2 separate regions of the Mus musculus genome follow, and region 2 is linked to region 1. Evidence: chromatin loops called from intact Hi-C (ENCODE). Cell type or tissue: gastrocnemius. All regions are shown on one strand.

Region 1 (5,000 bases):
GACACAAGCTAGAGTCATCAGAGAGAAGGGAGCCTTGATTGAGAACATATCTCCCTAAAATCACCCTATAGGAAAGCATGTAGAACATTTTAAAATTAGTGATTCATGGGAGAGAGCCCAACCCATTGTGGGTAGGGTGACCTACTGGCTGGTGGTCCTAGGTTGTATAATAAAGTAGACTGAGCAACATGGGAAGCAAGCCAGTAAGCAGCAGCCCTCCATGGCCTCTGCTGATATCAGTTACTACATCCAAATTCTTGCCCTGTGTGACTTCCTGTCCTCACTGCTTTTGATAATGAACTGTTCTGTGGAACTGTGAGAAAAATAAGTCCTTTCCTTCCCACATTAATTGATATTTCATCCCAGCAATAATAACTCTAGCTAAGACAAGTTAGTTCATCCAGGGGATGGGATATTCAGCACTAGACAGGAATGAGTTAACAAGCCAAGGAAATATGTAGAGGAGCTTAGACACACAGTGCTGTATGAAACAGGCCAGGTTTGCACCTCACTGTGTGGCATTCTGGAACAGGCCCAGCTATGGAGACAATAGGCAGGAGGGAAGGTATACGAACAGATGAAACACAAAATTTCAGTACAGAGAAAATACTCTGTGTTTTAAATATATTTACTTAAATTATATTTATTTAAAATATTCTCCCATGCAGAATGCCTGCCATTACATTTTCCAAAACTTAGAATGTAGCACACCAAGAAGGAGTGTAAATGACAGATTTGGGATTATAATGATGTGTCAACACAAGCCTATTAATGACAGCAAGTACTGCACTCTCCAGGGGTGTTGGTAGTGTGGCATTGTGCGTATGGACAGGAAGGGGGATGTGAAAGAAACCTCTGTTCCTCCTGTCAGTTTTCCTGTCAACCTAAAACTAGTCTAAAATTTCTCTCTTTAAAAAAGAAAATGAAATGTATAGGATCATAAATTGTCAAATACTCAGAGATAAATCTAGAAAGATTCCATTAAAATTAAGAGCCCGTATTCATCCAGATACACACTGAGAGATAGAAATAGGAAGCCAGGAGAGGGGGTGATCCCATGAAAACATATCGATGAAGGTCTCTTAGCTAGAGCGTGTCAGGAACCAGAACAATCATTAAGAAAAAGACAGATATTAAATAAGCAAAAAGGGAGAATGGCCACATGGAACACATGGGAACACGTGACAATCAGACATGAGGGAGAGTCACCCAAGCCACCAAGGAGTATCAGTACCATAAGCAAGAAACTCCAAAAACACAGGTAACAATACCAAGTCTCTGTCTCAGAAGAGAGGGACAAAGGGAACTTATGTGTTGCTCACTCTAACACATACACAACTACACCCCCCGTACAGACCCCACATACCACACACATGCAACACATACATACCACACACACAAACACATATACATATTATACAAACACACCACACATACACAACATATATCACATACACGTAAACACAACATAAACACACTACATACCACACATACACATATACCCAGCATACAGATACCACATACCACATACACACATCACATGCTACATATCACATACTTACAACACTACACACACATTGTATCACCACAGACACACACACACGCAGGCACCATACACACACACACACACAAATACATACCACATATACATACACACCACACACGTGCCACATACCACAGATACACACATACAGACTACATACACACACCCCATGCTACATACCACACACTGCACATACCACACACACACATACTTTATCACCACACACACATACATCCCATATATACAAACCACATATCACACCCACACACAAACCACAACATACACACTACATACGACACACACACACACAAACACAACATACATATATCACATACCAGATACACACCACATTATCACATACCACACACACACACCACACATACTACACTCACTACACTATATCACGACTCTCTCTCCCTCTCTCTCCCCTCCCCCCACCTCTGCCTCTCCTCGGAGATTGGACTTATGCGTGCAGGGCTATGTGCTACACTGGGTCACAGCTCCATCCCCCTTTTACCTTTTATTTTGAGAAGGATTTCACTAGGTTACCCAGACTGGCCTTGAACTTGCGTTAGCACCAAGGAAGGATCAACCTGGAGTTTTCTAGCTTCAGCCTTCTTACTAGCAGAATTACAAGGCGCAGTCTGCATTTCCCTTTGCCCATGGTTTGACATTATATACTAACGTTCAATGTATGAACATCCTATGTGACTGATCAGTTATGAAAACAAATGCCCAGAAGCTGTACAGAAACGGGGCTCAGTGTATGCACATGAACTGGGCTCAGTGTACGTGCCTTTCGGGGTTTCTATCTGAGCCGACTCATGATGGGCTCTTTTCAGCATCAATGAATAGTCAAGGTCTTCAGACAACTTGTTCCTCCTTGATTCCTGGTTCCAGTCAGTCACATCGTGCCATTTCCCCCACATATCAGCAGCTTTGTATATTTTCTGGGATTTTTTTGGAGGGGGGGGTGGGGTGGGGAATAGGGGCAGTATTTTTTATTGTGCGAAGGCAAAAGTGAATTTGTTCCAACACTGCCCTTCCTTCTGAAGAGGGTTAGTCTGGATGTCTTTGGTACTGCTTGGAAATGACACTAGGTGGCGCTCCTCCTTTTCAGTCCTCGCCGCCTGCTGGCAGCTGAGCAAAGGGGTTTTCCAGCACACGTGAGCCCTTGTGTTGCCAGAAAGGACAAGGTCATGCCAACCCGGAATGAGAATGGCGTGGAGAAGTCTGTCCTTTGGAGGAGGGTGAAGAACATCCTTCCTTATGACAGCTAGGGGCTTATTCAGCTTGCAGGTAGCTGTTCTACTTCTAGACAAGCCTCAGAAACTGATCAATCAGTACTTCCCGAAGGGACCCAAGAGGAGCAGAGTCCACGACCTCGCTCTCTCTGGGCAACCTTGGCTCAATCCTTCGCTGGGGCAAGCATTTACTGGTAGCCCATAAAGGGCTCAAACAGTGTCTGCTGTCCACTGAAGGGTGACGTTATATCATTTTGCAGGGAATGGGAGAAAGAAGGGCAGGTCTTCAAACTTCACGATCCATATCCTCTACTTACCCTTCCTAGCTGCTGGGAGACCCAAGAAACAAATATACGTGGAGATTGGCACCAAACTGCCTCCAGTTGTCCCCTACCCCAGGTGACTGTAAATTTCTGGAAAAAAAAAAGTCTCTGCTTCAACACTTTCTGTGCTACCCATACATCCATATATGCGCCCATCCACCCACCCACGGAGGAGCCTCCAGGCACGGCCACACTGCCTGCTTTGCTTTTCCATCTATTCGTTAGCCCTATTTTACCGTTGTCTGTTACTCCATGAGGTTGTGTGCACCCGCTGTGTTTAAAAACATTGCCCTTAAGCACATAGATGCTTTGTAATTGGTCCTGGATGACCCAGAGATCCAGCTGAATCAGTCTTCTGTAAGCCTGTTCCCACCTGTATAAACTACCCTATTCCAGTTTGTCAATTTGATTCTCTCTGTAATATAAGCCTTTCCTTGGGGGGAAAATATCTCATTAAAGTACTTTTGATCTGAAAATCTCCACCGAAAATTTGGAGAAGAAAAATGACTGGAGAGTTTAACCCTGAACTTTATGGTTGTTAACAACCACAATACCTGTGGTCACCCTACTTTCTCCCATCTCATGAACCTCTCTGGGACCTTTGGATCTTCCCAGTTCCCATATTCAAACCAAACTTCGATCCAATGTTTGCTCACCTAAAACCCATTGATGTATTAACCAAACTGAAGACCTTTCCTTCATAACAAACCGAGAGAGCAGAGATAGGACAATCCTCTCTTATGGCAGCAACCAACTTGCTTCTCTACGATGAAGCTTTCACCTGCTCATCTGATCCTGTAGCTTTACACATCTCTGTCTCAAGTTAGAATACGCCGTCCTCTTCCTATCTGCTCATGGTTTTATAGAGAACAAAATGCTTAGGAAGATGATAGACAGAAGTCTCCAAGAAAATCAATAGACCCTCTAAAAGTCTGGGATCTGAAGCTGAAGTTTTGAGTCTGGAAAAAAGGGGAATCCCTCTTACCTTTGCCACGATGACTGTCTAAAGAGGCGTGGAGAGTTGTAATTGTCTGTACTAGGTTTCTTATTTGTTGCAAGGAGGAGTGAAAAGAGGCCATGGTTCTCATTCTAGAATTTCCTCTGCTTCCCGAAGCAAAGACCTCCCCTCACTTTTAAACATGTTCATAAAGGGAGTTGCCGAAGCAGATTCACCTAGGAATCTCAGAGGCTCACAGCACCACTGTACATTGTCAGTCCTGCAGACCAAGGTAGTTTTACTTGTTTTCATTAAGAGGCCCCGTTCCCTCTACTAGCCTGGTCCATCTTCCTCTCCATCTTTACAGTTGCTGCCAGACAGAAAAAGATGGCAAAGGAGATGTGTCTGCTGCTTCTGTTCATCGTGGCCCTTTACAGAAACTTTGCTCACATTCCAAATGGCTCGCTACAGGCAAGCAGAGGGTTTGGGAAGCTTGACTGATCGGGAGGCACATGAACCTCTAAGGGACAGTTTGCTGTGTTGGTCACTGGCTGGAAATTCAAATTCCCATCTGGGTTTCTGTTCCATGTTCCTACCTTTTCTGGAAACATTTTTCATTTTTATTCTTTTAACCAATTAATTAGTTGATTAGTTTTTGTGTGTGGTGTACACACAGGTGTATGTGCATTTGCGTGTGGGCAGGCACACACATGTGCGCACACACAGAAGCTATGAGTCCATGGCAGGTGTCTTCCTCAACTGTTCTCCATCGTATATTTTGAGGCAGGGTCTCTCACTGGCCTAGAGCTTGCTGAGTTTACTGATTAGTGTTGTTGAAGTTTTAATCCCATCCCAGGATTTCTACCCCTCCCCTCCTCCTAATCATTCAGTTCCCAGATAAAAGATACACAACTTTTATTATTTGTAGTAAGCCTTAAACAGCATAATAGCTG
Region 2 (5,000 bases), 460 kb after region 1:
AGGAGGGATAGGAGGGATTCTGGGCTTCACAGGACTGTGAGCATACACTAATCCTAAGGAGAGGCTGAAAATAAAAGACTAAACTGAGAGGATTCCCCTGACCACACAGCGAAGCACAGTCCTACGAGCTAACCATGACGGTACACGCCTATAATCCTAGCACTTACAAGACACAGACAAGAGAATCGCCACGAATATAATGTCACTCTCATCTGTGTGGCAAGTTCCAAGCTAAACAGGGTTATATGGGGAAAGATTGACTGTCCCCACCTCCAAAAGAAAAAAAAAAACTAGATGAGGAGCTGAGGAGATGGCTCAATTGACAAAGAGCTTGTCACACACACAGGAGGACCCAGGTTTGATTCCCCACTACCCACATGAAATCCAGGCGCAATGAATGATGCATGCCAAGAGCCCCAGATCTAGAGAACACAGACAGAAGGCTCTATGGAGCCTGCTGGCCAGCTTGTGTGGTCAGATTGCTAAGGTTTTGATCAAGGAAGAGATCTTGTCTTATAAAATAAGGTAAAAAGTAGATTAAGAAAAATTCTCAACAATGATCTCTAGCCTCTATACACATGCACACCCACACTGTTCAATGGATTTTGACTTGGAATTGAGGACCTAAGCATCCTTCAGCATTTGTAGTGCGTGGTTATGTGAAGCGACACTCTTAGCAGTGACAGTTATAAAGTTAAAATATCAGTCAACTCCAAAAGATATTGCAGATGATTTACATCTGCATCAAATATTCATCCAAGACAAGTTTATCTGTCAGGGAGTGGTGGCAGCGGCAGTGCACGCCTTTAATCCCAGCACTTGGGAGACAGAGGCAAGCAGATCTCTGAGTTCCAAGCCAGCCTGGTCTACAGAGTAAATTTCAGGACAGCCAGTGCTACAAAGAGAAATCCTGTCTTTTTTTAAAAAACAAAACAATCTTATTTTTGTTTATGTTTTTTGTGTATGTGTTTCAGGGTGTGTATATGTCCACAGAAGCCAGAGAGGGTATCAATTCCCTTGGAACTTGAGTTACAGATGATTGTGAGCCACCATGTGGGTGAAGGGAACCAGATTCAGGTTTCTAGGAGGAACAGTAAGAGCTTTGAACCACTGAACCCCAAGATTTAAATTTGATTTAAATCTTTATGTCAAAGTAAATAAAATTTTCGATCTTAATGTCAGAATCTTTCATGTCAGGGAGTAGCTTGCAGGAGTCAGTGCTTTCCTTCCGTCACACAGATCCTGGGATCAAACTCAGGCAAGCCTGCTCGGCATCAAGCACCTTTGCTTGCTGAGCCACCTCACTGGCTCCTTGAACAGATTCTTTATGGTTGATTATAAATGTAAATGTCTGGGGTGTATACTTATTTGCTGTGCCTATTCCCCCCCCCCAAAAAAACTGCATACAATTTGTTGGGCAACAAGGACTTGCTCACGAAAAGAGTTCAAGAAGTCCAGAATTCTTGAACATCTTTATGGATATGGGCATAAAAAAAATGAGAAGAATGAGAAACTACTCCTAAGTGTGGGATATTTTCTCATGAAAATCCCTGGCATTTAGACATTAAATGCACTCACTGAGAAGATAGAGAACCCAGAGTACATGAATGTTAATGGACTTTCCCCACCCAATAAAGGCCGACACAGATATATCTTCCCTGCTTCCTGATAAAAAGTTTCATCTTACTGTGCATCTTGCTATGTTTGGAGAAAGGTAACATTAAATTTTAATGTATTGCTGAGCCACAGAGAGAGAGACTGGACCATAAACTGTCTTTCTTGATCCACAGGCACAACACTTCGTCTGGATGTCTGGGATGGATGGAAGGAATTTCTCATGGGATGTCTTCTTGGGCAAAAACCTAAAGTCCAACACTACTTATCAAAAGAAGGACCAGTCCTCAAGTATGGAAGCTAAATCAGACATTAGATGGATTTAAGTCACTTAGTTCTAAGCCTCCATGAACCTGAATTCTCTGTAGAGACATAGTCCTGATGCAAACCAATTTCACCTCACACAATTCGATAAGATATTATTATTATTACTATTATTTTAGATATTTGATGATTCAATAGCAAGAGAGTCACTAGGACTGGTAATGGGTTGCAATTCAGGCAGATATTTCTCTGGAACACTAATTAAATCTGTGACAAATTTGGTTTGCATATCACTTGGTTGGTTGGTTGGTTGGTTGGTTGGTTGGTTGGTTGGTTGGTTTTTCAAGATAGGGTTTCTCTGTGTAGCCCTGGCTATCCTAGAACTTGCTCTGTAGATCTGGCTGGCCTCCAACTCAGAGATCTGCCTGCCTTTGTCTTCTGGGTGCTGGGATCAAAGGCATGCGCCACCATCACCTAGCACATATCATACTTATAATAACACTTTAAATATTCTTATCTTCAGAATAAATATTCTGCCATACATGTTTAATTATTTTATTAAGTAACAGTATTTAAAAAAAAAATCTGCCAAGTGATAGGCTGAAAACAGTGGCCACTTCTTCCCAAGCCCACATATATTAGCTAAATTTAATTGTTAAAACAATGTAACTCCAAATACAACTGTTGAATTTGCATTGAGTTACAACTGTAATTGCTTTTTAATTGAAAAAAGAAAAAGCCGGGGTTTAACAGCAGACATTTGTTACAAAACCGTAAGCTGCTATTTGATTTTAAATGATTGGTTGTATTCGAGCTTTGAAATGACAGTGAGTCTAGCTTCTCCTTTAGAGGCCTTATTAAGAGCTGGCTTGGCTGCCTGTCTTTACCTCCACCCAGATCCTTTGCACACAGTGGCCATAGTTACACCCCAAACAGGATACCAAACTGCCTTCTCTCTGTGTTTCTCTGGCATGAATCTCATTCTGTTTGAATGTGTTTGCTACGATCCAAATAAAAAGCTCTCCTCTCGATGGAGCAATAGTTCGCTCTTTTTTTTTTTTTTTTTTGCCTTATGTGAAGGATAATGTGTGTCTAGGGCTGTGGAACTGTGGAACGTGGCTGGCTTGGAGAAGCCGCGCAGCATTTATTTTATTGCATTAACAACCAGAAGCTACACAAGTCTCAGTTGAATTGTTTGTGATACGGTGTTTTAGAACAGCGCCCTCTTGTGGGCAATTTAACCACGCTTTTCTAAAGGGTAGGAGCCAGCAGTAGCTCCGAAGGCTTCATAGAGTGAACACAGGAGGCAGAGTTCTTACAACCATGAAATATACAAAAATTCCCATCAGTTTCTGTTTAGGGATAGTTGTAATACTGTTTCATATTCTAAATCCGAACAAATAGTTGTATTACTTTTAATACAACTGTGTTATTGAGTGCATTGCTCAAGATCAAACACTGTACTGTGTCTATTTATAAAAACAGTAATTCCATAGGGTGGGAACTCTTTACTTTGTTTTACAGGTAAGGAAACCGAGATTTCAAAGATGGGTATGGTAAGGCTGAAATGCTTTTTATTCCTCTCTACCTAATCAGCACATCTTTATTGAGCACTTATTATGTACCTTACGGTGAAGTCCTAAGAATTCAGCAGTAAGAAACGATGGTTGTTGTAGTCTATAAGCTTACAGCATAGAAGCTTCCTAGAGATGAACTAAGTCAATCGTTGTAAGCATGCTTGGCCCACAGTAAGCAGGCTATAACATCAAGGTTCATTGCTATTATTATTCAGTATGAGAGGGGCTATGACTGGGCACGCTGCAGATGGCACGTCATGGGAACAGTATGACGAGTGTCTGAGACCGGTAAAGAAGAGTCGAGAACTACAGGTTTGCATTCCGATAGGCGGTAAGGAAAAAGAAAGAAAGAAAGAAAGAAAGAAAGAAAGAAAGAAAGAAAGAAAGAAAGAAAGAAAGAAAGAAAGAAATCAGCATGTTAGAGTAGGTATTCCAGAACTATATGCAAAGACCTGGGAGCGAGATAGCTTTAAGGAACTGGGTGACCCGTGAGGAAAGCAGGCAGTCGGTAGGCAGAGGCTGGAAGTCCGAGAGAGACCTCCTCATGGAGAAGTATGAAGGAATTTTGTTTTACCTACCAAGCTTTGAGAAGACATTGGGAGTGGGAAGGAGCAAGACTGATCTTTAAAAACTAGCTCACACTGGGTGCAAGAGCCCCTACCTACAATCCCAGCACTCAAGAAGGTAGAGGCAGGAACGGGGTCCGAGGCCAGACTTAGCTACATAGTGAGTTCAAAACTAGTGTGGGCTATAGGAGAGCTTGTCTCAAAAAAAAAAAAAAAAAAAAAAAAAAAAAAAAAAAAGGAACTGATTGTGTGTGTGTGTGTGTTGTACATGTGTGTGTTGGATGTGTATGAATCTGTGTGCTCATGCATGGAAATTCCAGAAAGGTGTCAAGTGTCTCCCGAGACAGGGTCTCTCTCTCTGGCCCTCCAGCCAGGCCAGGGGGCAGCAAGTCCCAGCAATTCTGCCTCTGCCCTCACAGCGCCGGATTACAGGTTCACCTGAAGCGCTTTACCCGCTGTACCAATATCCCAGACCTTCTAAACCCTGCTTACGGTTAGCATAAGGAATGAGCATTGGTTTTGTCATTTCCTCGACTTACTAACCCTTTGTACCAAACTTGTTCCACTCGTTCAGGTACCAGAAAAGGGTAGCCCTGTACATCGCTGCTTTTCACGGACACACTGAGCTCACTGAATGGGCTCTGAAGCAGGGGGTGCAGCCCCATGAGGCAGTTGGGGTTCACCCTTATCGAGCATGGTGCCACGAAGCCCTTCACACAGATGTCTCTAACTGCCCGATTCACGCAGCCGCAGAAGCTGGCCAGCTGTTAATTCTGAAGGCCTTTGTCAACTGCAGTGTCCTGTGCCTGGAATGCAAGAACGCGGCAGGACAATCCCCCCTGGCCATCGCATCGAAACACCAACATAAAGACTGTGTGTTGTATTTACTGAGTAAAATGTGGTCCACGGTGTCTTTTCTAAAACTTTCAGTCCCGATGTGGATTTATATTAAAATAAAACAATGGATTCTCCGAGCTCA

The links. Peaks named below come from ENCODE experiments on the same cell type or tissue, not always from the same donor. Only the 100,000 strongest peaks of a DNase experiment are listed, where the experiment ranks them.
Region 2: a loop joins it to region 1, with 8 times the contacts of the local background. A loop is called at or near these places in 27 of 42 quality-filtered maps.

What each region holds. Positions count from the first base shown.
Region 1 is chr3:58,120,564-58,125,563 of GRCm38, reverse strand. Gm40056 (a long non-coding RNA gene) reads right to left here. Exons shown (of 6, transcript XR_003954487.1): 4 at 3,105-3,200. Among named protein-coding and RNA genes, the nearest start is that of Gm40056, 34 kb to the right of the region's middle. In gastrocnemius, a CTCF peak has its summit at 2,661 (motif pointing right); DNase peaks (open chromatin) are centred at 197, 527, 788 and 2,677; H3K4me3 peaks cover 417 bases; H3K27ac peaks cover 490 bases.
Region 2 is chr3:57,665,329-57,670,328 of GRCm38, reverse strand. Ankub1 (ankrin repeat and ubiquitin domain containing 1) reads left to right here. Exons shown (of 4, transcript NM_001033349.2): 4 at 1,791-2,907. The coding sequence ends at 1,918. Among named protein-coding and RNA genes, the nearest start is that of Commd2, 16 kb to the right of the region's middle. In gastrocnemius, a CTCF peak has its summit at 3,112 (motif pointing left); a DNase peak (open chromatin) is centred at 3,102; H3K4me3 peaks cover 468 bases; H3K27ac peaks cover 587 bases.